Regions from separate parts of the Mus musculus genome. Here all the other regions are linked to region 3. A link is a loop called in an ENCODE intact Hi-C map of the cell type or tissue named here. Cell type or tissue: heart. All regions are shown on one strand. Each heading gives the region's core, and the rest is flanking DNA. Links, peaks and the distances in the headings are about the cores only.

Region 1 (10,877 bases), core at 3,275-8,274, 150 kb after region 3:
GAAAAGCATAAACCCAATATCACAAGGTAGACATCATTTCAAAACCTTACCTATATTCATGTTGGATCCAGCATGGCTAGCTACGCAGCTACTATTAAAAGTAAACAACCGAACAGACAGAAATACACACTAATACTGATTTCCAGTGGGAAAAATAAGCAAGAACACCCAGGAAAACACTGAAAAGCAAAAGCTGTGAAGAGGGCTCTGATCGGTCAATGAGTCACAGCTAAAGGCTTCTAAAATAAGAACGGTAAAGAAACAGAGAGGCCAGTAGAGTTGGGGCGAAACCCTCAGGAGGGAACTGAATACACTGGGGAGTTCACTCCACTCACCCCGGTGAGATTGAACTTCCACTAGATGGTGTTGGGTTAGCTGGTATCCAGCTGCCTCTCATTATACAAGTGAATCATTAAAAATAGCCTACCCACTGGGTTTGGATAATAAAATCACATACACTGTAGGGGAGAGACAGGTGTCACCCTCTATGATTTGGACGTGGAAGATTTTCTAACTATGTTCCAAAGCTCAGATTCAGTAACAGTAAAGAGCCTGGTGTGGCAGTGCCCACCTTCAACCCCAGCACTTGGGAGGCTGAGGTAGACAGACCTCTGTGAGTTCGAGGCCAGCCTGGTCTACAGAGTTAGTTTCAGGACAGCCAGGGCTGTTACCCAGAGAAACCCGGTCTTAAAAAAAACAAAAAACAACAACAACAAAAAAAACCCAACAGAACAAAACACCAAAAGGAGTCATAGACATAATACTACAAGATGAGCAAAACAAACCAAGCTATGATGTCACCAAGAAGACACAAGGCAACTAAGAAGCTGGGGTAGTGTTTGGTTAATGGGTAAAGCTGAGGAGAGATGCCTCATGCATTTAGGATACAGGAAGAAATAATAGGAAAGCCATATACACTATAAGCTCCAACTTTGACGGAACCTACTATGTGCAGTTGTGGATACTGTGTAACATAGTGTCTTAGTTAGGGTTTTACTGCTGTGAACAGACACCATGACTAAGGCAGCTCTTATAAGGACAACATTTAATTGGGCTGGCTGACAGGCTCAGAGGCTCAACCCATTATCATCAAGGCAGGAGTATGGCAGTGCCCAGGCAGGAATGGTGCAGGAGGAGCTGAGAGGTCTGCATCTTCATCTGCAGGCTTCTAAAAGGAGACTGGCTTCCATGCAGCTAGGACTAGGGTATTAAAAGCCCACACCCACTCCAGCAAGGCCACACCTCCTAAATAGTGCCACTCCCTGACTCAAACTTATACCAACCACCATACCAAACCACCTGGGTGCCTGTGCAAGGCAGGCCTTTTTTTAAAAAAACATTTTTTTTATTAAAAAGATATTTTTTTGATTATTTTATTTATTTACATTTCAAGTCTTATCCCCCCTTCCCGGTTTACCCCTTCTCAATCCCCTCCCCCTGCTTCTACGAGGGTGCTCCCTCACCCAACCACTCCAGCCTCACTGCTCTAGCATTCCCCTTTGCTGGGGCATCAAGCCTTCACAGGACCAAGGGCCTCCCCTCCCATTGATGCTAGATAAGGCCATCCTTGTCTACATATGCAGCTGGAGCCATGGGTCCAACCATGTGTACTCTTTGGTTGGTGGTTTAGTCCCTGGGAGCTCTGGGGAGTCTGGTTGGTTGATATTGATGTTTTTCCTATGGAGTTACAAACACCTTCAGCTCCTTCAGTCCTTCCCCTAACTCCTCCATTGGGGTTCCAGTGCTCTGTCTGATGGTTGGCTGAAAGCATCCCCATCTGTATTGGTCAGGCTCTGACAGAGCCTCTCAGAAGGCAGCTATGTCAGGCTCCTGTCAGCAAGCACTTCTTGGCATCCACAAAAGGGTCTGAGTTTCGTGTCTGTATATGGGATGGATCTCCAGGTGGGGCAGTCTCTGGATGGCCTTTCCTTCAGTCTCTGCTCTACTTTTTGTCCCTGTATTTCCTTTAGAAAGGAGCAATTCTGGGTTAATATTTTTGAGATGGGTGGATGGTCCCATCCCTCAACCTGGGACCATGCTTAACCTCTGGATATGGTCTCTATAGGTTCTCTTTTCCCTTTGTTGAGTATTTTAGCTAATGTCACCCCTGTTGGGTCCTGGGAGTCTCTTGCTTTCCTGGCATCTGAGATTTTCTGGTGGCTAACTCTAGCTCCCCATCCCCCACTGCTACACACCTCTGTTCAATTCCCTGACCCTTCGTACTTCTCCCATCTCCTCCCACACCTGATCCTGCCCCCTTTTCCCTCCCCCTCCTCTCTCCATCCTTTTGAACAGCTGCTCTTACCTTTGAAGCAAAGACAGCTCCCTTGGTTCCTCCCAGTGCTCAAGTCAGCGGGTACAGTATTGTCATGCTACTCTCTGATTTTCTCACTTACACGTTTTTTGGGGTGGGATGCTGAGTATTAAATCCAGTGTCTTTTACATATATTATGTCACTGAATTTTTATAATAACTAAAAACAAAACAAAACAAAAAAACCAAAACAAAATAAAAAACAACTCTTGAATCGAAAGCAAGTTTCTTTTCTTTTTTTAAACTGTTTTATTGACATTCCAAATGTTGTTCCTCTTCCTGGTCCCCCCTCCAAGAGTTCTTCACCCCTCCTCCTCCCCTTTGCCTCTGAGTGTGCTCTCTCACCCACCCCACCCCCTCCCCACATCTCCCTTCTCTTGGGTATCAAGTCTGCTACATATGTGCCGGGACCACAGACCAGTCCATGTATGTATGATCTTTCGTTGGTGGTGTAGTCTCTGGGAGCTCTGAGGGGTCTGATCTAGTTGATATTATTAGTCTTCATATGGGGTTGCTATCCCCTTTAGCTCCTTCAGTCCTTCACCTAACTCTTCCATAGGGGTCCCTGATTTCAGTCCAATGATTATCTGTGATTATCTGCATCTGTCTCCATCAGCTGCTGGTAGAGCCTCTCAGAAGATAGCCATGTCAGGCTCCTGTCTTCTGCCATCCTCATGGTAAAGTTTCTGTCTTTTTAGAACAAGTTTTAACAAGATTAACAACTCATCCACTTAATGGCTTTGATTCTTCCCTTCCCATCATGCAGCTAATTATGGACTCACTCAATAAATTCACTGGCTTATGGCAAGAATCTTACCAGTTCACCTGTCCCCTACAGAGTGCACAGAGCTCCTTTGCCTCTAAAATGGAATTGCCTGTCTCTAGATTTTATTTTCCCAAATGCCTTCCACAGGCTCAACAGCCTACTCTGCTTGGAGACATTGCTTCCTCTGTACAGCCCTTCCTAGAGAGCACACATCACATGTAGAAAAGTTGGGGTCAGGTAGTCGGAGTCTCAGAGTTTATTAAGCACAACACTGGAGGTATATGTAGATGAGCATTCTCAGGCTGTACGCATCTGGGAGGAGAAAGCTGAACTTGCTGGTTTTTGCACACAGGAATCCACTAATCGCTTCTAGACATTTATACTTGGACCAGAGGAAGAAGGCTTTGCCAGTTCTGAGCCTGACCCACAAGGGAAGGCTTTGCAATTTACTATGGGCCTGCGGCCTTGGGCCTTGTCATGGATGTGCACTTGTCAACAACACACACTCATGGTGTCCCTCACTCAGGGCTTCGTCGGCTCCACACGTCTCCTGCCTAAGTCTTAATCACATTAAAAGCTAAATAGTTGGGATGACAGACATGTGATTCCATACTCAATTTAAGGGTGTTGAAATCTTATTTGAGAGTAAAGGCCTTCACATTATGAAAAAAATGATTTGGGATGAAAAACTATATGGAAATAAAGCACAGTCGGAGGAAATGTCAAGTCCTACACACACTGGTGATTCTACGTAAGCAACACGTAAAGGAATAAACCCTGGGAGCCCTGCTGAAGACATGGAGTCAAAAAGAGAAAGAGAATTTGTAGAAAACTGAAACACATCCATGGGAGAAAACACAGACCACACACTAATGGCAACAATTAAGGCCGATTCCTTTAACTGATGGGCTACCAAGCATGGGCTCATGCTTCAGTCTCTAGGTGCCAAAGCTCAGGTGTCATTTTAAAAGGCAAAACCCACAAAGATAAAAATTTACATCAAAGTTAGATAAGGGTCAGCATAACCTCAAAATTTTATTATATTATATATTAATACTTATCATTATCATCTCAGACATAACATGCCAATTATTTTTTGACTTACATCTTCAGTTATTTGAGTTTAAATTTGTATATACATTAATTAGTTTGGTGAATATGCAGACCACAGTCATGGTTGTGGAAATCTCAAATATGTAGCCAGGGTAGACATGACCCACTGGGAGGATAGATAGCTGAGAACTGTCTAAGCAAACACAGAATGAGGTCAGGTCCAGAGGGCATTACCCTGGGCATTTCATTAAGACACAAGTGACTATCATTCAAAAGAAGTCCAACCTCCTTCAACAAGAAGTACAAACTGTCTATACTATCATAGCCATTTTTACTTAGATTTCTAAAGGCAAAAACAAAACAAAATAAACAAACAAACGAAACAAACAAACAAACAAAACCCAAAAAGCCAAAAAGTGGATTAGAGATACTGGCAGCCAGCCTCTTACCTGTATTTTTGACTTAGCCATTAGACTTGTCTTAGTTAGGGTTTCTATTGCTTTAATGAAACACTATGACCAAAGCAAGTTAAGGAGGAAAGGATTAATTTGGCTTATACTTCCACATCATAGTCTCTCCCTGAAGGAAGTCAGGACAGGAACTCAAACAGAACCTTCTGCTGGAGGCAGGAGCTGATGTAGAGGCCATGGAACAGTGCTGCTTACTGGCTTGCTCCTCATGACTTGTTCAGCCTGCTTTCTCATAGAACCTCAGACTATCAACCCAAGGGTAGCTGGGCCCTCCCCAACAGTCATTAATTAAGAAAATGTCCTACAGCCTTGCCTACAGGTTCATTCCATGGAGGCATTTTCTCAACTGAGGCTCCCTCCTCTCAGATGACTTCAGCTTGTGTCAAGTTGACATAAAACTAGCCAGCACAAGACAGTAATCTATACTGTGGACAAAGCCAAGGAATGTAAACTGATGGTCTAGGCCCTTCATTGTAGTACAGCTGATGCTGAGTGAAAGATTAAGCCCAAGGTGGGGTATGACCACTGTGCTGGCAACTGCACAGTGTTAGTCAGGGGAATGCAAGGTAGACAGCAGGCTATGCATAAACATTCCAAACGGTATCTCTCTGACACAGTCCCTCTGCTTCCCCATCCCCCATATTTGGATCTCTTTGGAGGGCCCAAGCTAGGAGTCTAGAAAACACTCAAAAGTCCTCCTCCTTTTTCAAATCCCAGGTGCTATTGTTTAAGCAAGTCCTCATTTAGTCACTGGATCTCTCCTTGGTGCGATAGCTCCAGCTTTGAGCCTCTCACTTTCACTTCTGCGGCACGCTTTACAGCTATTTAGCACCTAGCCTTGCTACACTCAAAATTCTACTGCAAAGACTCGGCAAACCTAGAAATGTGGGGTAGAAGGCTGCGCTGCCAAATCAAACTTCTCAAAACAAACCTAGTGGTCTCTATACTCTGCTGGACATCTCTGAATGGCTCCTCATTTAGGATGTTCGTGTTTCTACTTTACTCGACTTTCCTCTTACTCCAAGATCAGTATAAACGTGTAATTATAAACGTATAAAACCCAGAGGAATTCAATAACTCTTTCAGCTGCAGTCACCATCCATCCACCCACATGATTAGTTTCTGTCCACCTAAGGAAATTCTCTCACCCATATTCAGAGGTGAGAGAATTTGTCCTCTTTTCTAGTACATAAGTGTCAGGTACATCATATGCTGTTCCGTCAGGTCAACTTAACAACTCTTCATGAAGAGTTGGCGAAGTGAGGGAGGGAGGACTGAGCTGGGTTCAGGTCAAGCCTTCCACCACGACTTCTGCACCACCACTTCCTACTGGTTTTAAATCAGATGTTAATGAGAACCCGGTCGCTCACTCCCACTCCCGACCGGATCTATACCCCATCGGCAGAACAGAAAGGCAGCACGGGAGCCCGGCCACCACGTGAGCAACCGTTCACGTGAGCACGGAGAGGCGTGGCCCGAGCAAGTCACGTGAACACACGTGATCACGTGAGTGCTGCCGCTGCCGCTGCCGCCCTGCCTTTGCTTCCTGCTCCGTTCCAGGCTGCAAGCTGATGGAGGACGAGGATGGGGAAGATCGGGCGCTGCTTGGGGGCCGCCGCGAGGCGGACAGCGCAGTCCATGGCGCCCCTCGCGCTCTGTCCGCGCTCTGCGACCCCAGCCGCCTGGCGCACCGGCTCGTGGTGCTGTCGCTCATGTGCTTCCTTGGCTTCGGTGAGCGGGGCTCGGCTGGGGCAGATGATAGAGGGATTCCAGGGTTCGCGCTGCTGCCTGGGCTCGGGAGCCCGCTTTTTCCAAGTGTCTGGAGCGAGGTGACGTTTGTTCCTCCAAGCCCCGGTGTTCAGCAGCTCCTCCCTGGGGACGCAGATGAGAAGGAAACTCAGATCTTTCTCCCGGAGAGCTGTGCTCCCGAGAGTTTCAGAACGTTGCTGGGGGAATTTCAGAGCGTGACTAAGTCCCTCTTCCTCCCTCCCCAGGCGACCCCTCCCATTCCCCAGTGCTTTCCTTTGTATTCTTTTAGAGCTCGGATCCGCTTTGGATAGTGTTCACTGCTAAGTACACCTTAGTAGGAGTCTTTTCTTACCTTTCCTCTGTGAGACAGCCTTGCAGGACCACACTTGTTAAGTTGGTTTCACTTATGAAATCTGATCTGGCGCAAAACACTTTCATTAGCTACTTTTAAAGACACCCTTCCCTCCCGTGTTACAGTTTTTAGTTTACATTGAAACTGTTCGGATTCGTAACAACTGGCTTGGCTTGAAAGAGTGTTTCAGGGGGATCAGATTCAGAAATACATGCACCTGGTTTATAAAAGATACTTTGGGCTTCGGTTTCTTTATTTTTGAGAAGATGGTACTCATTTGCTTTAAAACGTATTGAGCTGATAGTGGTGGCGCCCTTTAATCTCAGTACTGGAAGACAGGGACATGTCTGTGCGCTAGAGAGGCCAGCCAGGGCTACAAAGTGAGATCTTGTCTCAACCAACCAACCAACCAACCATGGTATTGAATTTCTTATAAGCAGTTAAATCCTGAAGGAGAAGTTTCTAGGTTTAGAATCAATAACCAGTAAGCATAGACAAAACACTTGAAGAAATTGTCCCTACTCAAGTTGACAGTTTATTTTTGGTAGGTAGATTGGGCTGAAAGTTTGGGTTTGAGAAACTAGAGCCGCCCTGTCGCTAGCTGCCTTCTCCACCTTTGGACCGCTAGCTTTGTGTATTTACAGAGTCAGCGGGGAAACAGGCAGTGTTACCTTGGGGCTTCTTCAAGCCTGTCAGCTTTCCCCGCTCCCAGGAGACATTGCCAGTTTTCATTTGATCCCTTAGACTGGCGCTTGTGTTGTTCTTGTTTCTAGCCCAGTTTTCACTCAGTTATTTGCTCCTGGGTATTTTTGTTTGTTTTTGTTTGTTTGTTTGCAGGATCAGGATCTATATCAAATACTGGTTTGGTTTGAATCTCTGAGTTACCTCTGCTTTCAAGAAAAGTGAGGACCCAGCTAACGTGCACCTGTAGAGGATGCTTGTAGACTTTTTTTAAGTAAGGGAAATGCAGCGATTTCATGAAGATGTTAATACAGTGATAAGCATGGGAAGAAAGACGGAAACGAAATGATTAAAAGCAGTTGATGTTGACCTCTTTATCAGGTTTCTGGTATATGCTGTGTATGCACACCACTACCTTGTGGAAGTTCTTTGGAATGGTAGATCAGGAAGTGGTGTAAAACAAACACACAAGCAAGAAAAAAAAATCTGTTGTCATAGTGTCAGCCATAGTAAACCTTAAACACCTCCGGGGAGTTACTAGTTAGGAGTTGTAACTTGAAACTCTTATATAGATATTATCATTCCGAGTGAAATATGTGTTCTTCCTTTTTCTAGGCAGCTATTTCTGCTATGACAACCCCGCTGCCCTTCAGACTCAGGTGAAACGGGTGAGTTGATTTTCTCCGTTCTTGTACTGCTTTGCTTTGGAGCACTCACTTACAGATGCTCAGATAGAATGAGCTCTCAGGTGCCCCATCTGAGATGTCCACTTTCTCTTCTAGTGTCTGTTATCACCACACCCACAGGCTGCAGAGATCAAATTTGTTTCTCTAAAGAACTCCTGAATAACATATACATGCCTCGAGATGGTTTTCTTCTTTAGGTAGATAATTATGGACTCTGCCCACAGTGTTACGGGAAATGCTAGTGTTGGTTGGAGCTTTGCACTCCTCTGAACCATTGAGTGAGTGGTGGGACAGCTTTGGCCTTCTTAGATAAACTTTGCTGTTATTTACTTTTATAAATGTGCATACTGGTTGCTGAGTATTGGCCCTATCTGCATTCTTAGTCTGGTTTTGAGTTGTAAAACTGTATTTGATATTTGTTGTTTTTTGGGCATTTAGACCATCATTATGTGCATTTTAAAAAGCCATTAGGCAGAGGAAAAATGCATGGGCTGTCCTTTGCATTCTAGGAGGGGTTAAAGAGGATAACATCTGTAAGACTAGGCAAGGACGATTCTTTTCTGTTTGGGAGGAGTCCATAATGGAGGTGGAAATGAAGAAGGAGGAACGTAGGAGACAGAAAAGGGCTGAGTTGGCCCCCATGCCAGTGACAGGTCCTAGAATCCATGAGGCCTGAGACATAGTATGTGGACTTAAGATGTTCCCAGGTATGGCTGTTATTCTAAGGGCAAGGGTCGTAGCTTCCAGAGTCACAAGGAAGTAACAGTTCACACATGGTTAGGAAACATACCCTGTATAGATACACAGCTGTCACTACGTTTTGTTTTGATTCGTTAATTGCAGAATCTGTGTGGAAAAAAAGTTTTCTTTTCTCTCTATCCAGGACATGCAAGTGAACACCACGAAATTCATGCTGCTGTATGCCTGGTATTCTTGGCCCAATGTAGTTTTGTGTTTCTTGGGTGGCTTTTTGATAGACCGCATATTTGGAATACGGTAAGCTTGCAAAAAAAAGTCAAATTGTGGGTAAATTTAACCTGGTTATTAGAATGTAGGAATGGGCCAAAGTTTTTCTTCAAAGAACTGAATAGACTTGTGTGAATTGACATATGGTGGACACGAAGAGTTGATTTTTGTTTTTAAAGATTGATTTTGGCTCTAGACTCGATCCTTGAAGCCTGGTTGGTTTATTAATTAGGATCAGGCCTAGTAGATGCTGCTGATGGGTCGAGGTCATAAGTTATGCTCTTAAATTGGGTTAGACGAACTTCCTAAGCTTCAGCTCCCCCCCCTCCCCTCAGTAGGGGCAATAATTCCTACCTTACAGGCTTCTACAGGGATTAAGTGAGATATGGAGTTGTAAAGTCTTTGCACATAGGTGGAGATACATCCCTCAGCTCTGGTAAGATTTAAGGATCCCCCCTCCCCCACCATTTCTGCCTGTCTTTGGCCATTGAACTTTTTGTGGCTATGGTCATTTGATGCTGAAGAGGAATAGTCCCTTTGCTATTAGCTTTGTCACTTTTCATCTTTCTCATTGGCTGTGTTTCAAGTGGGACTTAGGGACCATCAGCTGGGGCTCTCTTCAGAAGGCAGAAATGGAGCTGCGGAGTGGTTCTAACTCTTTCTGAGGGATAAGGGTTGAGACAGCCTTGTGTGCTTAGATTTGCTGGGGTTGCTTCTAAGAATCTTAAATAGTTGAGCGTTAAGGAAGTGTTTAGATTTTACTGGGTCTCAAGGGATGATAGAATTAGCTTAAGTTTTAGGGAAACTCTTTCCACTTACATGGAGGAGGAACTCCTTTTAATAGGGGTGATATAAATCTTTGTGGGACGTTGAGTTTTCCAGTTTTAGAGAAGATTCAGGCCATGATTTTAATGTTTTTGAGTGAATTTTAGCTTCAGAAATGCAGTTGGCTCTGATGACTTTTGAAGAGTCTGCTAAGGCTGCTATTATGTGACTCTGGTAAAATATTAATAGACTGTAGTTGGACCTGTAACTCCATTAACTTGGCATAGCCATGTCTTCTAAAAGTAGTTTTTAGTTACCAAGAATTATAAACTTAGAATTATCTACTGTAGAATTTCCTGGAATCAATTCTAAATTGATAGTAAGATAAAGATTTATTTTGTGCACACGCACACATGCCATGTGTGGAGCCAGTACAGGAGTCTGGTCTCCAGGAGCTGGAGTTACAGGCAGTTATGAGCTGCCTGAACCAGGATCCTCCTCAAGAGTAGTGAGTGGTCTGTGCTACTGAGCCTTCTTACTAGTCTCCGGCTCTAAATGCTGCGTAGAGATTTAATAAAGAATTTCCATTTCTAAAGGAGAACTTGGTGAAGATGATTTAAGCTTTAAGAGGTGATAATCGTGTAAACGAACCTGTGTCATTGCTGACCCTCTGGAACCCTGCCAGAACTCTGGCCTTCTGTATGTTAGCATTCGGCCCTGGAAGGTTGCAGATGAGCGTTCACCTTCCTTGGATGCAGAAAAAAGAAAAGAAAGAAAACCAAACTGGTTATTAGTATAGGACTCTGTGATTACCAGCAATAATGTGGAAAAATGACATTTTTCTCTCCCACACAGATGGGGCACAGTTATTTTTAGCTGCTTTGTTTGCATCGGACAGGTAAGAAAAGCCAAAATATTTATTCATTATTTGATAATGACTTTGCAGTCTTATTTAATTAATTCCCGTAGCAAAACTATGCTGAATGAATGAATGGATTGATTTGTTAATTAATCAGGCCCAAGAATGGCCTCGTGGTGGTAACCCTGAAATTACATTGTCTTAGTTTCCTCCTCAT
Region 2 (10,877 bases), core at 3,701-8,700, 61 kb before region 3:
ATATCTGGAATCCATCAGGAAGTTCTCACTTGGCTCTCCCTGGCCTTCCTGATGTCCCCACAAAGGCATTTTGTAAAGACAATGTGTTTTGAATGAGAATGGTCCCGAAGGTTCATATGATTGAATGCATGGTCCCCAGATGTGGAACGGTTTTGAAAGATTAGAAGGCCTTGTTGCCTTTTGGAGGAAGGCGTATCTTTAAGAAGATAGGCTTTAAGGTTTCAAAAGCCCACAGGAGACCCAGTGTCTGTCTTTCTCTGTCTACTGCCAGCAGATCAAAGGCTACTGCCCCAGCACCATACCTATCTGCTTCCTGCCTTGATGGTCATGAATTCAACTGCCCACTGGCACCATGAATCCGAAGTTAAATGTTTTATAAGAGTATATTTGGGCATGAAATCTCTTCACAGCAATAGAACACCAAGACACACCAATTTCATTGTTTGGTTCTAGGACTGTAAAAGTTCATGTGACCTCTTCCATGATAAAGAGCATTATTCACAGGAACTTGAATGTCGTTGGCTCATTATAATATATTTTCTTTCAAGCAAAAGCTGTGTTTTACATCAACAAATCATAAGCAACGTTTTATCAACAAAAAAACCTTAGTATACAATATATCTATTTATTTATATTTCTGTTCATGTGAGGAAAAAGGCTTCATGGAAGGGCACTGGATGGCATCCTCCTCCTCCCAGCATTCCAGATGCTGGACGAGCTCCTTCCAGTGAGGAAGGCCTTAGACACAAACTTTTCACATGTCAAGTGAATAACATTTAGACCCTGAGAATTGCAAACCATCCATGCAGTACAGCACTTTATCCCAGGCTAGTCCCAGTCAGTTAGAGTAGTTCTTTAAAGCCAAAAATATCTCATGAAGAAAGCCAGGTTTGGAGGTTTCAACTTGACTATTAGGAAGTTATGTATCAATGGGATGAAAGCCGAGGCACAACATTATCAATTTAACTCTGGTTTCTGTCCAGCTTGACAGCTTAAATAATTTGGTATCTTAATTAACCTTTCTCGATTTTCAAAGAAAAATCAAAAGGGACTTACCATCCATCATATGTTCAACAGATAGAGTGCTCGATTCAATCCCAATTCTACATTTTCTAAACTTTGCCGCATGTTTCCTATCTCCCCTAGCTCTCTGTCAACAGCTACTTAAAATTACTAACTATTGAATTACCCAGATGTAGGCTCTCATGCAAATGAAAACTCAAATCCAGTAGGGTTTCATTGTTGCTGTTTTGTTCTAGCCTGCAGTTGGTCATCAAATGACAAAAGGGAAATAGGAGAAAGATTCCCTGGCCAACTTTTATATATGTTTGAAAAAAAACAATGTATAAGCAGGAAATAGCTGGACAAAAAGTGGATTTCACAAAAGAGAAAGCTAGAAACCCCAACTCCAACCATCCACAAGAAGCCGTTTATAGTAGTCTTTGTTACTCTCTGTGATGGCTTTGAAACATGCCTGCAAATGTGTCATGACTCTGAATGTTTATCTGTCCCTATGGCTTGCTTGAAGCCAGCAGATTACATGGGAGGTGACAGAGCATCACCCCACCAGCTAGTTCAGAAAGGTGTACGCTTATGTCTAACCTTTCCATAATACACTCAGAAACTACAGAAGATGACCAACTATTGGACCCAGCATAATCCAACAAAGCCAGGCTCCCATAGAAGCCACTGTTGTTGGTACTCAGTCTCAACTGAGTTTCTAGCTCTAAGCCTGCTATTCGAGGATAGGATAGACACCTCCAGTCACATAGTCTTCCCACTGAGGCCCCAACACAAGCATTGACATATGCCTGTGTAAGTTCTTCACCCACAGAATTTATGATGCTAATAATGTAATTGTTTTATAGCACAAAGTTTGGGCTTTGTAATGCAGTAATAAAACACCAACTGCACTGAGTCACATAAAAGCTGGTTAAGCCATGTACTGATGAGTAGTGATATTTTTAAAAGGAAGGGTTGGTGTGACAGTTTGAAGAAAAATGCCGACCCCAAAGGATCCTATGAGATTTAATGCTTGGTCACTCGAGAGTGGCATTATTTGAAAAGATTAGGAGGTGTGGCCTTGTTTGGAGGGAGTATGTCACTGGAGGTTGAGCTGTGAGGTTTCAAGGGCCCAAGCCAGGCCCAAGGGCTCTCTCTGTCTCTCTTTATCTCTCTCTGTCTCTCTCTGTGTGTGTATCTCTCTGTCTCTCTTTCTCTCTCTGTCTCCCTGTCTCTCTCTTTCTCTCTCTGTCTCCCTGTCTCTCTCTTTCTCTCTCTGTCTCTCCTCCTCCTCCTCCTCCTCCTCCTCCTCTTCCTCCTCCTCCTCCTCCTCCTCTTCTTCCTCCTCTTCCTCCTCCTCCTCCTGCTGCTGCTGTCTATGGATCCAGATGTAGAGCTCTCTGCTAATTCTGCAGCACCTCCTCTGCTCTGTGCCACCATGTTCCCTGCCCTGATGAAATGGACTAAGCTTCTGAAACTGCAAGCAAGCCCAGCTAACCACTGTCTTTCCTAAGAGCTGCTGTGTTCATGCTGTCTCCTCACAGCACTAGAACACTGACTGAGACAGTCAGCTTTGTGCTGGCCCATCGCTATTAGTAGAGAAGCTGCCTGGCCTGGTGTTCTGAACTTGAGCTGGAGAGTTTAGATTCACTGCTTCAAGCTCCCCTGTTTCAGGATCTAGTAAAAGGTGACTGATATCTTTCATCATGTCAAGTTCCTATGTGGATGGGAATTTATATGTGTAAAATATTTAACATAATACCAGAAAAAATAAAGCCAATCAAAGTATAGGATAATACAAATCCCTGTTTTATGTTCACAGTCATTTTGCTTTTAAAGGCATTTTTTTCTCTCATGAGTATTGGTCTTATTTTACAAAGCAGACTCACCATAGACATCTATGGGCAGTACCTTGAAAACGTGCTTAGACGAAATGATAAATACAGTTAGAAAATGAGAGGACCTTATTATAACAAACAATGGGTTATTTAGTGTCTTTAGCTGAGAATCAGCATGTTCTACAAAGCTGACTGCCATGGGTTAGACTCTCTGAGCCATAACCACCAAAATGACTGTGAATTAAGAGAGAAAATTAATTCCCAAAGGAAATCACTGTAGATCTCATTATTTCAGGAATAACCCACCCTAGGACTTTAATTAAAAATAATATTTATTCAAAATAAATGAGTGCTGGCAGGTTTCTGCAGAAGCCATAATCTTGGTTATGCTAAATCTTCTTATATTAGTGCTGACATCATTAATCTCATTTGAGATGCCCTCCAGTCTGACAGCCCATACAGCGCTGGGGCAATTTCTTGCAGAAGCCTTTTTATCTTCACTGAAGAGTTATAATTCATGCAGATACCTAATGTAAAAAAGGCCTGGGCAATTACAGACATCACTCTGAGATCTTCACTGGCACTTCATCATGTCAGCAAGTATCCCTTAATGAGTTTGTTCTCAGACAGAGGCCAATATCTCAACACTGCCATCAAATTAGCAGCAGCTCCCTTATTGCTTTCTGTATGTAAACCTACCAGTCTTCGCCCTAGAAAAGCTTCAGGTGTGTTATCAAAATTCACAGAATAAATCTAGATAAAACACAAAGTTCATTAAGTCAGAAAAAAAAATCAGGGAAAGGAAAGAGTGTAAGCAGTGAGGTAAGGAATGAAGGTGACACAAATATAGAAATTATAAAGCTTGGTTAATACCCACTTTCAGATTTGCCACCTAATTGTTAGCTCTGATTTCAAGCCAGTATAGTGATTATCTCTGATAATTTTGTTCTGGCCTCTTCTGATTACTTTTGTATAAGTTACTAATAGACACGTGAATAATGAATACATAATATGCCTGTCCTAACTATGTGAGTCCTGAGCTTCCATCTACAGTACTGCAATACATAAATCAAAGAAGGAAGGATTTTTTTTTTAAGTCTTCAAGGGGGAGAAACAGATCAATACTTGCATAGCAGGTGTAAGGCCCAGGATTCAATCCCCAGTGTCACAAAAAGAAAAGAACTGATTGAGATTACATATATATATATGTAATACATATATACCCATGACTACTATGTGTGCTATCTCCATGACGGCAAACACTAAGAGGGTAAAATCTTGGATGAAGACAGTCTTATATGCAGATTGTTTTGTTTATTTTTTTATTCTGACATCAATACAATTTCTTTTCCAAAACTAGACTACAAGGCAATCTAGAAAGCATTTTAGGTTGATATAATTTCAATCTGATTTCTTTTTACTAGGGTGAGTTTTACAAGTAATAGAATACATTGAGCCTGACAAACTTGAACTAAGCTTGTGTGATCCCCGTGAAAATTAGTCCTGCAGAAATAAAAATACTGCCTTGTGACCCTGACATTTTTAAATCTGGACTATGGTGATGTGGCTGGGGATGAGTGTCCACTGACGAGGGCATCACGCCAGAGGCCAAGGGACGTCGTAACTCTGCCAACACATGATTTGCCAACCATCTAGTTTAGAGTAATGTGCAGAAGCCAGTGTGTAGATGCTCTGGGGCCCATGTCTCTCTCCTGCCATGAAAACCACACTCTTGGTAACTGGATCACAAACTCTTCGCCTGCAGCTGAATTCAGCCCACAGGCTTGTTTTCTGGGGCCTGCTCAGAGATACTTTGTTTTTAATTAGTTGTTAACTTTTAAAAAAATTAAGAGAACTCATGTAAAAATCCATGTTATCAGTGGGCATGGATCTCTAGGGGGGGACATCTGAGCACTGTACAGTAGGGATGCCCCTTCATCTGGAAGCCAGCCTCCTGCAGCAAGCTGTAGGCCCACCCCGCTGGGTCACCACAACTACACAGCATGGAGAGTGGAGTGGTGGTTCTCTGCAGGCTGCGAGGCCTTAACAAGTGGCTTCTCTGCTCTGACTCTCAGTGTGCTCTTCTGCAGTAGGCGTAATAATAGTGTTTACCTCCTTCAATCTTTTTTCTTTTTTAACGCATCTTTTTTTCAAATGCTGTGACCAGCACACAGCAGAAACTCAATAAAGTTGGTTATTACTTTGATTATTAATTCCATTGTCATTTTCTGTAGTTTACTTCATTTATTATTTGACTGGCTCCAATCTGTGATTTTTTTCACTCTGCCCACAACAGACAGTCAGGAGGACAGCTCAATGAATTTTTTTGGTTGGTTGGTTGGTTGGTTGGTTGGTTGGTTGGTTAATTTGTTTTGTTTGGGTTTGGCTTTTGTTGTTGTTGTTAGAAAAAGAAGCCAGTATCCAGTGACTGTCCCACCGGGAGATCCATCCCATATACAGTCACCAAACCCAGACACTATTGTGGATGCCAACAAGTGCTTGCTGACAAGAGCCTGATATAGCTGTCTCCTGAGACGCTCTGCCAGTGCCTGACAAATACGAAAGTGGATGCTCACAGCTATCCACTGGACTGAGTACAGGGTCCCCAATGGAGGAGCTAGAGCAAGTACCCAAGGAGCTGAAGGGGTTTGCAGTCCCATAAGAGGAACAACAACATGAACTAACCAGTACCCCCAGAGCTCCCAGGGACTAAACCACCAACCAAAGGGTACACATGGAGGGACCCATAGATTTAGCCACATATGTAGCAGAGGATGGCCTTGTGGAACATCAATGAGGCTCTTGGTCTTGTGAAGGCTTGATGCCCAGTGTAGGAGAATGCCAGGACAGGAAAGCGGGAGGGAGTGGGTTAGTGAGCAGGGGGAGGAGGGGGAGGATAGGGGGGACTTGGGGGGGGGGGAATAAGGAAAGGGGATAAAATTTGCAATGTAAATAAAGAAAACATTTAATTAAAAACAAAACAAAACAAAACAAAAAGACAAGGAAGAAGAAAAAGGGGCCAGAAGAACTCTTACCAGTGTACTGGTTAAAACCTCAGATCCTGCACTCACAGGCAGCCTTCCAGCTCCAACTCTGCCACACCTAGCAATGTTACTGTAGGAAAATGTATTTTTCTACAACAACCTGTGTTCCCCCTGTGAAACATTGACTCTGTGAATCAATGCACCTTGCTTATAGGAGGTTCTAGCTTTTCTTAAGTAACCTAGACTCCTAAAGACAAATGCCATGGGTTCTTTCACATGTGAATGCCAGATTTTAACATGTATACACACATGTGTGGGTGCATGTTCTAATTAGAAGGGAAGGGGAAATGAAAGGGAAAAAGAAAAGGAAAGGAAGGAGACATGCATACACACGCACACACGCACAGTAGATATCATACAGCTCTGAGCTTTGCATGGCCTTCCAGTGACTGGCAGAAAATAATCTCATTATTGTGACTAGTAAAGGCATCAAAACACATTGTAAAGGAATGAGGACATCCAAGTCTTCAGTATTTTCCAACAGATTCCCTTGGTCATCTTGCCAATGGGGCCCCTAGTTTGGATTCTCTCCAACCGCAGCAAGGATTTAAAAATAACTCTCCAAGTAGCCCTTTAGATAACCTGAATTAAAACAACTCCTGAGAACAGATGACCTCAGTATTTTTCTGAAGAAATTTTTCTACTTTTCCATCGTTTTACATTCCATAGTTCTATTTCCTTTTTTAATTTAAAGTGTTCCTTCTTAACTATGTTAGTGCAAAACACAGAGCTCACCTCCAGGGGGATAAGAAGTACCTTCCAGACCTCACCTCCAGGGGGATAAGAAGTACCTTCCAGAGCTCACCTCCAGGGGGATAAGAAGTACCTTCCATGAATAACTGCAACAACAGAGATTCAGGCTGCCATGGATCAGGTGTCCCGCTATGAAAGCTACTGAAGGAGGCTTTATTAAATATAGAAAAGGCCACAAATCAGGCATGTACCTAATACCATAAGTAAACACGTTGTAGCCAAGCGGAGAAGTTTGCTATGGCTTTCAGATGCTATCAGATTGCTTTCTTGGCTATTGGCTTGATGGAAGCTGGTCATTAAAGACATTTCAATGTATTGATAGTCAAAAGGAAGCAGAGTTGGGCAATAAATAAATTATAATCAATGGTTATTAAATAATGGTTATTAAGGGGATTAAAAAGAACCCAAGATAACTTGGCTCTCTGCAACAGTCTTGTCACCAAGTTTAATCAACCATTTGAGCTTGTAGAATCCTGAACATGGATAGCTTTGGTCCTTTGTTTCTGGAAGCTTCAGTTTACATCTAGAGGCACAAATTATTGACAAACTTATTGAGCCAAATCAATAGGAAAACACTTCACTTCATGAATTGCCTTGAGAAAAAAATTTTCAGAATCTCAATGAGAATAAAAACCTAAGAATAATAATAGAATGTTGATTTTTAAAACATACAAGCATAGCCTTATTTTTGAAAGCCAAATTGAGGACTAATCTAAAACTCTTTTGATGATAGATTGGTAGCTTTATATGCAGTAAGAAAGACTAAAGTGCCACTACATAGTCCATCAGGGGTGGGTTCAAGAAAGAAACAAATCTCAGAATATTACTTACTCTGAGAGGTGTGGCTAGAAAGTAGCATGAGGAAATCCTCTGGGTCATTAGAAATGCTTGCATCGCTGTAACTTGGTGGTGTTCACATATACCAACTACTCCATGGTCTGTGTCTCCCTCCAGGGTTGTCACATGACAAATTGTATCTCATCCTCAGAACATACCTGTCCTAATTTCATTCTGTTCCTGTGATAAAGACCATGGCCAACAGCAATTTGTGGAATGGAGTTTGTTTCAGTTTATGCTGCCAGGTAACAGGTGGTACCTGAGGAAGTCACGGAATAAACTCAAGGCAGGAACCTGGAAGCAGGAACTGAAGCAAAGGTCATGGAGGAGTGCTGGTTGCTGCTTTTACTCACTTTCTGGCTTGCTTTTTCACTTGCTTTTTTCTTATATGGTTCAGGTTCAGATGCCTATGGTTGGTGCTGGCCACAGTGGGCTAGGCTATCTCACATCTATCATCAACCAAAGCAATTCCTCCAAGACCTGGTCACAGGATAATCTAAATGAACCAATACTTCAACTCATGTTCCCTTTTCCCAAATGACTCTGGCTTGTTTCAAGTTGACAGTAAAACTCACCAGGACAATATTGATGTATTGCAGATATATAGTCTATAATGAGACGAGGGTACAAAGTCATTGGGGGCACTGAAATCCACAGTAATGAAGATGTTTATAACAGATTAAGCCTCAGGAGTCTGGAGAACTATAATAAAGTATAATTCCAGCATTCAAAAGCCTACTGATGACTGACTTCTTGGGCACTTGAGAGAGTAGAAATTTACTGAAAGTTATAAGGTGCTGTAACTGAGGTTTTATAGAATCTTTGACATATGGGCTAATGTACATCCAATAGGCCAGAGAGTTTTGTATCCTAAATGATTAAAATACTGTCTGAGATGTAATCAATCCTTCTTAAGTATCTGGTGAGCTAATGGGTATGAATTCCACTGGCCTTTTGAACTATTATTAATTATTAGTAGAGTTGCAGAATTGGCTTGAATTTCATGCTTTGCCTCTGGAAGTCTTTCCTTGACTTTGTCAGTGTTCTTCTAAAAGAAACATAAGCAACAGTGTGGCTAGAGACCACATGTGTGAATATGTAACCTACCACACAAATGTACTAGTAGTTTTCCTTTTAAATGTCACAGGGAGGCAAAGTAGGAAGGTGGAGATAATGTAAGCCTTGCATCAGGACAGACTTCAGTTTAAAGTGAACCATCATTTCTCTGGGCATCAGTGCTTTCATATATAATAAAGGATAAACATCTTAGCCCAGGTGAGGTGGGAAGGTTTAACTGAGAACACGTATTTGAAAGCTCTTAGGGCAGTGTTTGGAACATAAGAAATACGTGAGAACTATTATCCTAATAAATAAAACTTATGATTTTACTCTCTGAAGGTGAATTTCAATTGATGTGATTTCAGGTAACTTTGCACTGGCCTGGAAAGTTCAAGAAGATATCTGTTTCCTCCCTCTAACATTGTGCTCAAACTCACTTTCTCCGTAACAACTATGTGGCCTCCCCTATTTATAACTGCACACTCCCATGCCTTCTCTCAAGTTTTCAGTGAGCAGGTACCTACCATTTCATTCCTAACCTGCCCTCGCACGTTGCAAATGACAGGAGGGCTTCACAAATCAGTTATTATAATTGTGTCTGCAGCCAGTGCCAGGGCTCTGTCCTCTTAGCCAGCTCAACACCTCAAATGCTTCTTTAGTGGGGTGTTTATCCTCTCCTGACCGCACCCCTTCTTTTCTTTCCATTTAAAACTGGTGTTATGGGCTTTTCAGTTCCAATTCTTTTTCTTCCACCACCTTTAAAAAAGGCATTACACAGAATGTCTGCACTGCTTGCATGTACTGTGGGTGAGCCCCTACCAGGCTGTCTTTGGACTAAATGTTTCATGTTTGTTTTAACTGTGTGGTTCTGAGAGAAGTTCCATGCAACAAGATGGAACTCTTTCTCACAAGTTTCCTTATTTTGCCTCAATGCAAAAGTGCTTTAATATGACTGTTTGTCATGCTACTGCCTGTGTTCATTTTATAGTCTCTTTAACATTTGCCTTGTGCCAAACAGAAACTAATTTCGGGTGTTGTACAGACAGTTTTGCCATGGAGTTATTTTGCAAGTCCTCTGACCCATGCATGCTCTCTGAGCAGCGTGTTGAGGCCAGAGGAAGATTAAAATAGCCTATTTATTTCCTGGAAGGGCCGTGTCATTTTAGATTGTAAAGTTGGCCCTGCCTCAAGCCAGTCCTCTGGGGAGCAGGAGGACCAGAGAAACCTGGTGATTTGGGGGTGGGGGTGGGGGTGCGTTTCAAAGGATTACATTTCCAGCTCCCAAAAATAACCCTGAGTACTTCTGCCACTTCCAAATCAAGTCCTGGTCACTTCTTCCCAGTGGCAGCATGCCATATGTCTCCCACAGGGCCCCAAGGAGCCATGAACACCCCTCCACCTCCCCAAGGGAACTCGCTGGAGAGTGTGGGGTCAGGTGAATTGAGGGGGTGTGTGCAAGTTGCTTCTTCTTCCTTCCGTGTCATTTCCCTCCTCTTTCTCCTTCTCTCCTGCCTCCAGTTCTTGGAAGGCCTATATAATACTTTTCAAACCCTAACAATTGAATAAAACTTTCATGTTGCCGACTTCCCACCAATCTTACCGATACTATTTCTTGAAGATCAGTTAAAATGTTTGGGCTATCGTTGAGGTACTGGACTGCTTTAAGGTGAAAACCATCTTCCTTACTACAAATAGAAGGTTCCTTTATACTGTAATGGAAATAATTGAAATAGAATTTTAGCTAGATATGGCTGCTTGCTACAAATTTTGTGCCCAAATTCTGCTTGTTAAGAACGTTGGGAAGGTGATAAAGATTTGATCTAATCCTTGAAATGGAGCAATTTTCATTTTGCTTTTTTTTTCTTTTTCTCTTTCTTTCTTTTGTGTATTTGATCCTATGTCTAGATGTTATTTGTGTATTGGGAGACACTGCTTTGAGTTTTAGAATTACAGAAAACTGTATTTGTTTTGTTTTTGAAATCTCATAGGCTGCATCTTGTTTCCTTCAAGAAGTGAATACAAACACTTGTCTATTGTTCTCAAAACCTTTTTTCATTATTTGACCAGCTACCAGAGAATTGTCGGGATTAAGGGCGATTTGGCCAAGGTGATTCAGAACTTGTCTAATGTTTTGGTTCCTGAGGCTCCTGAGAGACCAAGTTGTCTCTCAGGAGCCTCGCGGATGGGGCCTCCAGACAAACTTCACGCCGCCAGTGTGTTTACAGAGGTTGCCATAGCAGCCGAGCGATGTCCTTCCCCCTTCTCCGCCTCACCTTAGTGACGTCATAAGGTCATGACCAATAGGAAAACGGCCTGCGTCAAGCCCCGCCCTAGTCGCGGGCGC
Region 3 (10,877 bases), core at 2,608-7,607:
ATTTGATTGCTACATCCTTTCAATTAAATGACTATGTGGGATATAAAACCATGCCAGGAAGTTTGGTAAGGTAGGCGACTCCCAGCTCTCTGCCAGATTCCTGACTTGAAACACATGCCATGCTTCTCACAAAAGAAACATGCCCTATGGACACAGAGGCTCAAATCAGAGTTCTCGGTGCTAATGAGGTACCTAGAGGCCTGGAGGGGTTAGCCAATAAGCTTCTCTTCCCAGATGTTCCTCCCTGCAAAAGGTATTCAATCTCAGGCCCACCCCAGAAGTTGGGTATGGTTTTATACACTCATTTTCTGCTATGACAATAAACTGTTTAGAACCGTGGGCTGTCTCTTTTGTCAAGATCCTCCATGAGGAACCTGGGGAAGGCCTTTGTCTACAGAGCTGCAGCTTTATTCTTCTGTAGAAGGCCTCTCTGCCCTCCCAGCCACAACTGCCACCAACTACCACCTGACTCCGCCAAGCCAAGGATAGTCACCATGGGACAAGTTGGAGCAACACCCCCACCACACACACACACACACACACTAGACACTGTCCCCAGCCCATGGCTCCCGACTCTGTTCTCTGCTCTTTCTCAACTGGATGTACAAGAGTCTGAGAACACTCTGGCCAGGCCTCTTCACAGGCCTGGGAACCGCTAAACCAGTTCTGGCCTTCCCACATTTCAGATTGTGCTTTCCGACCCCCCAGAACAGTGTCTAAGCACTTCCAAACAACCCAGCACCCTGTTGGCCTGGGATAAGGGCAGTCAAACTCCCCACATTCCACCTCTCCAAGAGGCCCTGCCCAGCCTAGGAGCAGGCCTGGTCAACAGACTGAAAAGATATTTGGTTTTACTGTAGGTCGCTGGACTATCTAGTCTCAGGTTCTTGGTCACCCTAGCAGTGCCAGGTATGGGTTCCATCTTGTGGAGTGGGCCTTAAGTCAAATCAGTTATTGGTTGGTTATTCCCACAAGTTTTGCGCCACCACTACACCAGCATAACTTGCAGGCAGGCCACCATTGTAAATCAATGGGTCTGTGGCTGGGCTGGTGTTTATATTTCTTTTGGTAGCATGCAGAGTACCTTCCTTTACACTAGAACATTGGGGTGAAGACTCTGTAGGCACCAGCTTGATTTCTCCATGTTCAATGAGTTCCCTAGGTGTTGTCCTCAGCAATTCGTGGAGAACAATACATAGTCTTAATAGCAAGCCGAGGTGGTTTGCTGACTTCCAGGGGACCCCTTTGACCAACCACTCAATTAGATGAACTGGAAATTTTATTTGATATCGAAAGATAGCCAGTTTGGGGTACTGTCTTTGCTATTATTTGGAGATTTTATTTAGAGCACTTTCTTTTTTGTTTTGTTTTGTGTTTTTGTTTTTCGAGACAGGGTTTCTCTGTGTAGCCCTGGCTGCCCTGGAATGCACTCTGTAGACCAGGCTGGCCTTGAACTCAGAAATCCACCTGCCTCTGCCTCCCAACTGCTGGGACTAAAGGCATCTGCCACCAAGCCCAGATTCAGTTTCTAATATATGTCTATATTAGGTTTCTAATTTATTAGAATTCCAGAATACCCTTCAAATGGCCCTTCAGTTTAGCTGTCTCCTCCCATATTCCTTCCTCATCTCCCTCTCCTCTTTCCCTCCCTACTCGATACTCCTTTTCCTCTGAGATCTATCTGTTCCCTCTAGTTCCTTTATTTATTCACAACTTCTGTGATATTATATAGATTGTAGTGTCATTGGCATTGACTTAGCTACTCTTCACATATCAGTGAATATATACCACATTTCTCTTTCGGGCTTACTTCACTCACGATGGTTTTTACCTAGACCCATCCTTTACCATCATTTCATTATTTCATTTTTTTTAAAGTTGGAATATTCCATTATGGATATGTTGCACATTTCATTATCCATTTTTCTGGTGAGGCACATCTAGGTTCTTTGCAGTTCCTGGCTATTGTAAATAGAGGAGCAATGAATATAGATAAGCAAGTGTCTCTATGGTAGGATGAAGCAACGTTTGGGTCTATTTCCAAGAGTGATATGGCTGGATCCTGAAGTAGATCAATTCCCATCTTCTTGAGGAGCTACCACACTGATTTCCAAAACGGCTGTACAAGTTTGTGCACCTGTACAAATCACAGGTATAATCAAAGGTTATCATTGGTTGTTCCGAATCTAGGTAATACTTGCCAACAAAGGTACAGAGCATTTCCAATGCTACATTTGTGAGTTGGGCTGATGTTATTAAAGAATGGTTCTGACATGGCTTTTTTTTTTTTACAAGAATAAGAGTTATGAAAGACATCATGGTGATTTATCATGTGATATCATGATAGATATTAAATACAATGAACTACGGGAGAAAGAACAGGATGTGTGCAGATGTAGAAAGGAGTGAGGGAGCTGTTGAAACTTGTCGGGCAGAGGTGTACAAATTAAGAAGACAAATGACTTAAGGAACAAGAGTGTTGGGTAGACATCAGTGACTGGGAATTTGGAACCAGTGTTCCATCTTTGGATGTCTTATTCTGTCCGGGTTTACAGTTGAAGGTAGAAGGATACTGCAGACACAGAGCCCTCTGATGTTCCTCCTCTACAAGAAAGTACAGAAAGAAGTGTCACTGTGCCTTGACCCCAAGCTTTGTTCTCGGCTAACAATGCCTCCACCTGTACAGGGCTGAAGTATCCTGGAAAGAGAGCTGAACTTCCTTCCCAAAGAGCATTATGAAAAACATTGAACTTGTACCTAATAGGTTTCTCTGCCAACAAAATGAACCAATTCAAGTCAAATCAAAAGTATAAATCGTTAGCACAGCTCTAGGCTCTGCCCAACAGTTACCTTGCAACAGTTTGCATCTATGCTCACCAGGTATGATCCAGGAGCTAGGCATATAAGAAGACCTCTTCCCTCTCCTTCCCACATGTCTCCTGTTGGACAGCTGGACCCTTTCTCCCTTTCTCGCTCTTCTTTCTTTCTGTCCTTCTCTATCCCCCCACTTTTTCTGCCTGTACTCCTTTTCCAGGCCCCCTTCCTTTCCCCCAATAAACTTCCTCTTATACTAAGCTGTTTCCTCAGCGGGAACACCTCACCTCGGCCGGCTGAGTTGCTCCTTCCTGCCTGATCACTGCCACCTGTTTATAAAAAACAACATAAAGGCAGGCTTATTAAAAGGCAGCAGTCTGGCGAGTTGGCCAATCTATCAGGTGGAGGTCAGTAAAGTCATTCGCCCAGGATAAAGCAAGGAGGTTTTATAGTTTTGGGCCGTGTGGTGATGAAACATGGGATTATGCCCATATAAGGTTAAAAAAAAGAAAAAAGAAAAAAAAAAAAAAAAAAAAAAGCTGAGCGCCCAGGCAGGCACTCCCAGGTGGGTAGCGGGAATCAGGAAGATGATGACCTGTTAGGCTGTAGTTTCCTTTGAGGGGTCAGGGAGCTTTTTCTGTGTGGTAGGATGGGGAAGGAGGGCACATAGGGTTTTGTAGCTGGGGGGTGTGTGGGGGGGGGGTGTGTCGGGGGGTGATGAGCACGGGTTCCAGCCTAACAACACTAAAGTAAGGAGATCATTTTCTGCGGAGAGGGAATATGGTCTGGCTTGAGAAGATCCTTTTAGTCAGTGTGTGAGTTTACTGAAAAAAAAAAAAAAAAACCGGGAAAGACAAAAGCCGTGAAATCAACCCGGTTCTCATCACAGTAACCCCAGGAAGAAATAGCCCTGTGGAGAGGTGGAAGGAAATGGGAGGTTCGCATATGCTGAGAGGCTTAGATTACAGGAGCCAGCAAGTGACTGCCATCTTTGGCTAGGTCAACTGGATGGACGGAGATTCTTTTGCTAAGATGGAGACTGTATGAGGAGGTTTGGGGAAGACTAGAAGCTCTGTTTTAGATATGTCAACGTTTTTGAGGCCTTTAAGAAGCCCAGACAGAAGCGCCACGGGTGCAGTTTTGAAGATGCATAGCTAGTATTACTGATGAACAATAAAGAAGGTTTTGAAAAATTTTATTTGTAATCCAACATATATCTACTCTCATTTCCCCAGAGTCTCTTTGAAGTATTTGTTTTTAAGATTTACTTATTATGTATACAGCTTTCTGCCTGCATGTATACCTTGCAGGCCAGAAGAGGGCACCAGATCTCATTACAGATGGTTGTGAGCCACCATGCGTTTGCTGGGAATTGAACTCAGGACCTCAGGAAGAGCAGACCTCTTAACCTCTGAGCCGTATCTCCAGCCCCTCCCCCAGATTCTCTGATGCTGTAGTAATGAATACATTTTTGTGTACTCCTTCCATTTAAATTGTTATAAACGTTTTCCCATTGTCATGCAGGTAAAACAACTATGTTTAAAATCTGCAGCTTTTGTTTTGTTTTGTTGAAACAGGTTCTCACTGTCTAGTCCTGTCTGGCCCAGAATTCTTTGCTGACCAGGCTATCTTGGAACTCATTAGAGATCCGCCTAGTTCTGCCTCTGAAGTGTTCTTATTAGACATGTGTGACGCCATACCCGGCACGTTTTTGTTTTTTTTATACAGAGATGGTTTTTTAATTTTTATTTTTTTCCTTTAAAGACAAAGGGACCAGAGTACCTGCCTCCGTAGTAATGACACCTCCCTGTGACAATCCTCTGCATAAACTACGCTTTCTCCTCCTGACCAGGAGAGGGCGCGCGCCACGTCGAGCTCAGACAGAGGTGCCTCTCCCTTGTCTTCCTCTGGCCGTCCTCCTGACCTTCCTCCCGGAAGTGCTCCTGCGGCTCCGGTTGCCGGCGTGACTTTGAGCTCTTCCCGCTCTGCTGCCGGCGCTGAGCACAACCGATCACCTCAGAGCAGGAGCCTTGGAAGTGGCTGTTCCAGGCTTGCCATGCGGCTGCTGCGGGTCGCCGCAGCCCTGGGGCGTGGACCGTTCCCTCGGGTCCCTGCAGTCCTGGGCTGGCAGGGGAAGCAGGTACTGGTGCCAGAGAACCTTCCAGAGCAGGGCAGGTTGGCGACACCTTTCCTTACCTGGGGTCTTGAGCAGCGATTTCCCGAGCCCCGTAAGCCCTTGGGTATCCGCATGCCAGCTCGGCCTTGCGACCCGCAGCTCTGCGCCGGGGTCCCTCCCTTCCTGATGATCTACCTTAAAGAGAAGTGCCCCGAGTGAAGGTCAGATGAAAGTTAGTGTCCCCGGGGCTCGAATCCCGGATTTCGGACTCGTTATCCAGTGGTCCTCTTACTACTGGGTGTGGTTGGATGCTCTCTGAACGTGTGGGTTCTATTCAACATCCCGGTACTCTTCTCTGGCCAAGTTTCCCAGTCAGGTGTATAGATTAAACTTTGTAAGTCTTTGGAGTGAGGTACTCAGAGCAGGGAAGCCGTTGGTAGATGTGACCTCTTACCTGTCATGGATACCTCGTTTGCTTTGCTACCAAGTGTTCCTGTGGTTTAACCATCCAAGCGCTTGTCAGCTGTCTTCTTTGACATGTGCCCAGTTTCCCTCTACCCAGAAGTGTTTGCCAAGCGTTTGGGTGTGCAGTTTTGTTTTGATTCAACAAATACATCCCCCTCCACCCCCCACTGTAAAGCTGACAGGAACACCACCACCCCAAAAGGCACTTCCTTGTTTTCGTTCAGATGAAATTGGAAACCTTTTTGGAGTTGTCTTGTGGCTGTTAGTTGGGTAGACCCATATGCCCCTTGCTAGCTGTGAATTACAGGACGGGAGAAGACAGAGAACCTAAGGTACAATTCAATCTAAAACTTGTATCTCTTGTTAAAGTGGCCATTGAGAGGTATAGCTCTGACTATTATGGTAGTGTGTATTTAAAAGTTAGCAGTGTGGATCAGCCAGCCATAAGGGTAGTTGTCAAGTGTGACAGCCTGAGTGTCAGTCTTGGGACCCACACAGTGGAGGGGTGAAAACGTAGCCCATGACTGCTCTTCCAGAGGAAGAGTTGAATGCCCAAAACTCACATCTTTGTTCGGAACCATCCATAACTCCAGCTCTAGGCGATGTGACCTTTCCAGCACCAGGCGTGCACGTGGTGCAGAGATATATATGCAAGCAAAACACATATACACGAACCTTTAAAAGTCTCAAGTTTAAAACTAACATTTAGAAGCAGTAGTTGTGCTTCTTTTATGAGTATTATTCAGAATTAAATCCAGGGCTCCTTAGATAATACGGAGGTTGAGAACCTTGCTTTGAGGATGAGAAAACAAGTCCGTAGTTCAGGTTTTAACTGTGATCTCGTATAATAGGTGTGCTAAACTGAGCTTTTAAAACTGTTTCTCAGGCTGATTGGAAGACCCGCCGATGGTGTTCGTCAGGGCCAGTTCCCAATGAAAAAATACGGAACATTGGGATCTCAGCTCACATTGATTCTGGGAAGACGACGCTAACAGAACGGGTGCTATACTACACTGGCAGGATTGCCACGATGCACGAGGTGTGTGCTTAGCGGTTGATTCCAGAGCGATTCAGAAATCGATTTTAATTCTACTGTTGTTATAGTTTCATAAGTTTCAGAAAACCTTGTTTTAGGATGAAAACTGGTCGGGTGCAGGGCAGTGGTTCTCTACTTTCCTAATGCTGCGAGCATTTAGCATAGCCTCATGTTGTGGTGACCACCAACCATAAAATTATATTTGTTGCTACTTCATAACTGAATGGTAATATACATATCTGTGTTTTCCAATGTTCTTGGGCAACCCTTATGAAAGGGTCGTTCCACCTCAGAGGGGTTGCAACCCACAGGATGGGAACCACTGCCACAGAGGCTCCTTAGCCAAAGTCAGATGGACAAAGAGGAGAGGTCAAGCTGGCTTGAGATGTGACTGTGTATTCACAACCCCTCTAGAAGTGAGTGATGGCTGTGAACATCCTGGGTTGATGCTGAGATGGCATGACAGACCCTTATACAGCTGTCACAACAGTCTTACGCATGTCAATGAAGGATCCATGTTTATAATGTTAAATGGAAAGTGAATCTCAAAAGGTGCTGTCCATGTCAAAACAAAACACACAGCTTTCATCTTAAAGGAAATCAGAGTTTTTATCTGGAGCCATTTTGAGTATGGCTCAGAAACACAGGTTGTCCCAAATTTAATGTTCTACCATGCAAGCAGTTTCATGATGTTCTAATTTTATAGAACAAAGAAAGTCAGAGATCAAGGCAGGTTTAAAATGCATTGGTGGGCACACCAGAGAGGCAAGGACAATGAGATGGGAAACTATTCTATAGGCCCAAGACGACATTCTTAGCTTTAGGACTGGCAGACGCTAGTGTCCTGCTAAGTTAATCGCGTCTAAGAGGTTTTAGTGTATTCTCATGAGGTGTTATTTCAGATACACGGTTGGGCAAGGCACAGCCCAGCACAGGGTAAGTAGCCCCTGAACCTGCATGATTCCAATTCTCCCCAGTAGGAAATTCTGATGGGTCCATCATACTCTGCAGATAGACTCCTTCCAGGAGGTCTGCAGTCACAGCCAGACATGGCTTCTTTTCAGGAAGTTTCATCCACAGCACTGAATACAAGTTCTACAAAAACCTACCAGAAAAGCATTGTTTAAAATGTTGGCACTCGAAGATACTGCCAAACCACTGAGTGACTTAACGCCCGCTCAGGCTGTTCTTCAGCCGAAGGGCATCCGCCAAACCATATCCTTTAGAAGCTAAACACTCCCATTTTGTGCTCACAGTCTGAGGAGAGCCGCAGAGAGGTCTGCTGCCTGAATATCATGAGTTCGTAGACTCTGAAACGCCAGCAGCCAGCAGTTCAGGGGAAGCAGATGGTGGTCCCCAAGTGCTTGTCAGCTGCCAACAAGGAAGAACTGAGTATGGGAGCCGAGACAGGAAACAAGAGTTTTATGAAATGATACGGTTATAGGATTAGGCTCATCTCACACTTGCATACGTTAGCTTTGATTTCTGGTTCTGTTTCAGTCAAGATTTCTTTCTGGGATGAGAGAAAAATGTGAGTTCTTGTGTTCATGTTTAGGTGAAAGGTAAAGATGGAGTTGGCGCTGTCATGGATTCCATGGAGCTGGAGAGGCAGCGAGGGATCACGATCCAGTCAGCAGCTACGTATACCATGTGGAAAGACATCAATATCAACATCATAGACACGCCAGGTAAGTGGGCCCTTTGCTTTGTGTTTTCTTGAAGCAAAAGTATATGTAATTCTTTTTACTACCATGATCCAGTTCATCTTTGAGGATCAGATTTTAAAAGTGCAAAACTGAATTCCTACCAGATTTGGGACTTAAAGCACTTTGTTTGTATGTTGCTTCTTTGAAAAATAACACTAAGAAAGTAAGAAGAGCTCTCCCGTTGCCATAGCTCCCCCTAATGTCCTTTAGAAGTAATCCTGTTGAGCCTTGAACCCGATACACAAGATTGAAGACATGAGGAATCTACGTCACAGTTTAAAGATGCGACAGACAACACAGGACACTGTGAGAAGTGTCCTGTGTTGTCTGTCTTTGCCAGCTTGACATGCTGTCATATTGTCTGCAGATGTGTCTGTCAGGCATTTTATTGATTGCTAATTGATAGAGGCCAAACCTACTGGGGCGTAACTTCCCCACCCCCACTCCCTGGCCTGCATGCAGGTGAACCTACCTGAGATATAAAAAAGTGAGCTGAGAAGGCAGTAAGCGGCCCCTGTGGTTTCTGCCTTAGTTCCTACACTGGTTTCCCTCGTGATGGACTGTAACCTTTGAGCCAAGTGTGAAGTCTTTCCTTCCCAAATTGCTTTTGGTCATGATGTTTTATCAAAGAAATAGGAAACTAAATACAGAACTAGGTACAGGTTGTAGATCCTGCTGTGACATCCCTGACCATGTTGGTTTTGGAGAGGGTTGGGAAAGGACTTTGGAATTTTGAACTGAGAAAGTCGTTGAGTGCTTAGAACTTAATAGGCTATTGTGGGTGCTTAGAAAGTAGGAATGCTGAACAAGCTGTAGATGAGCGAGGCCTGGCTGGTGAAGATTCAGAGAAGCGAAGTCTATACCAGGGCCACCTGTGTGATGTTTTGAGCTAAGACTATACGGTGTCTAGTCAGCTGGGGCTATAGAATCAGTTGTGGTAGTAAACAGCACTAAAGTATTTGCTTTGCCGGGACAGTCGATGCTTGTCAGCCGGAGGGGAGAAGTTAGCAGTAATTAAGGAGAAACCAGCCACTCAAGCCGTTTGGAACGTTTATATTGTTGAGTTTTGAATTTGCTCTGCTTTGATTGTGACTGTGCCCTGACTCTTTGCTCTTGGAGTAAGAAACTATTTAACTTGTTTTTTGATTATGTGTTTTTTTTCCAGCAAGCAACAGTTATGAGATCTTAGATATTTAAGATAGACTTTAGACTTTTAAAAGAAACACTGGCTGTTAAAGACTAAGACATTGAAGGTTATGTTTTATATGTGATACTTATATTAACATGAGGTCTTGAGGATAAACAAGAAGGAAGATATTATTGTTTACGATTGTTGTGCTGTTGTGCCGGGCGTGGTGGCGCAAGCCTTTAATCCCAGCACTTGGGAGGCAGAGACAGGAGAATTTCTGAGTTCGAGGCCAGCCTGGTCTACAGAGTGAGTTCCAGGACAGCCAGGGCTACACAGAGAAACCCTGTCTCGAAAAAACAAAAAACAAACAAACAAAAGATTGTTGTGTTGTTAGGTGGGTTGACAGGGGATCAAGTGTCTTGGTTAGTTCTTTGTCACCTTGACACAAGCTAGAGACAAGTGGGAACAGGAACCTTAGCTTGTGAAATACCCACACCATTCGCCTGGAGGAAAGTCGGGGGTAGGAGATGCTCTTAATTGCTAAGAAATGGAAGGGCCCAGGCCCCTGGGTTGCTGTTACCCTGGAGACGAGTGATCTTGGGTCCTGTAAGAGACTGTGCTGAGCTCATCACCAGGAGCCAATGGGTGGGCAGCCCTGGGGTTGGCTCCTGGTCGTGCCTTGAGTTCCTACCTTGGCTTCTGAGGATGGACTATAACCTGTTTGCCATAGAACCTTTGCGCCCATGTTGGTTTTGGTCAGTGTTCGATCACAGCAATAGGAAACCTAACCTAACCAAATAGAAACTAGTTTGTATATTAAAAATTCACACTGTTCTTTAAAACCCTCCCTTGCTGCTCTGTCTCCTTTAGGCCACGTGGACTTTACCATAGAAGTGGAAAGAGCCCTGCGGGTCCTGGACGGTGCAGTCCTTGTTCTCTGTGCGGTTGGCGGAGTCCAGTGCCAGACCATGACAGTCAGTCGTCAGATGAAGCGCTACAACGTTCCCTTTTTAACCTTCATTAACAAACTGGACCGAATGGGCTCTAACCCATCCAGGGCCCTCCAACAAATGAGGTACTGAGCCTGCAGCATGCCGGCTTTCACATTCAGGACAATTAATTCCATTATTAAGTTGTATCCTAAAGTTTCTTTCTTGATTGCATTTCTGTGATGTTAGTGAGTGGAACACAGTCTCAGTGGCTTAATTTACCCTGTGATTCATTAGCTTCTTCCTCTGTGAAATGGGGAAAATGTGTCTTGTATTTATTTCTAGTGCAGTTGACTCCAGAGAACTGTGCTGCTGTGTTACCGCTGGGGAAGCTGTAGATGCTGGGAGTGCTTGTGTTTTCTTTAGATAAAGCAGAGGAAGGTTTTGTTCTTAACAAATGTAGCAATGTAGCATCGTGCCCCTATCAGATTTTACCCAGCAGAGCTGATGGGCACGGGCTGAAACCCTTGCGGTGGTAAGTGGGCTATGAACCGTATATCTGATGACAAAACATCTGTCGGAGGATGTATTTGCAAATGTGAAAGTGATGTTTATCTTCTTTGGGTGTTTGAAATATCTTTTGCTGAGAGTAGGCAGTGTTTGGTGGTTATTGGGGGTTAGC

What was found. Peaks named below come from ENCODE experiments on the same cell type or tissue, not always from the same donor. Only the 100,000 strongest peaks of a DNase experiment are listed, where the experiment ranks them.
Region 1: a loop joins it to region 3, with 2.8 times the contacts of the local background. A loop is called at or near these places in 6 of 42 quality-filtered maps.
Region 2: a loop joins it to region 3, with 2.2 times the contacts of the local background. A loop is called at or near these places in 6 of 42 quality-filtered maps.

What each region holds. Positions count from the first base shown.
Region 1 is chr3:67,576,645-67,587,521 of GRCm38, forward strand. Mfsd1 (major facilitator superfamily domain containing 1) reads left to right here and starts at 6,124. Exons shown (of 16, transcript NM_025813.3): 1 at 6,124-6,333; 2 at 8,000-8,052; 3 at 8,954-9,066; 4 at 10,657-10,699. The coding sequence starts at 6,174. In heart, for the core only: a CTCF peak has its summit at 6,261; a DNase peak (open chromatin) is centred at 6,247; H3K4me3 peaks cover 1,741 bases; H3K27ac peaks cover 1,327 bases; H3K27me3 peaks cover 252 bases.
Region 2 is chr3:67,363,232-67,374,108 of GRCm38, forward strand. Mlf1 (myeloid leukemia factor 1) reads left to right here and starts at 10,866. Exons shown (of 7, transcript NM_010801.3): 1 at 10,866-10,877. In heart, for the core only: a CTCF peak has its summit at 6,638; a DNase peak (open chromatin) is centred at 4,450.
Region 3 is chr3:67,425,369-67,436,245 of GRCm38, forward strand. It overlaps Gfm1 (G elongation factor, mitochondrial 1), which reads left to right and starts at 4,747. Exons shown (of 18, transcript NM_138591.2): 1 at 4,747-4,954; 2 at 6,282-6,434; 3 at 7,987-8,119; 4 at 10,137-10,341. The coding sequence starts at 4,871. In heart, for the core only: CTCF peaks have their summits at 4,088 (motif pointing right) and 4,667 (motif pointing right); a DNase peak (open chromatin) is centred at 4,713; H3K4me3 peaks cover 1,510 bases; H3K27ac peaks cover 736 bases.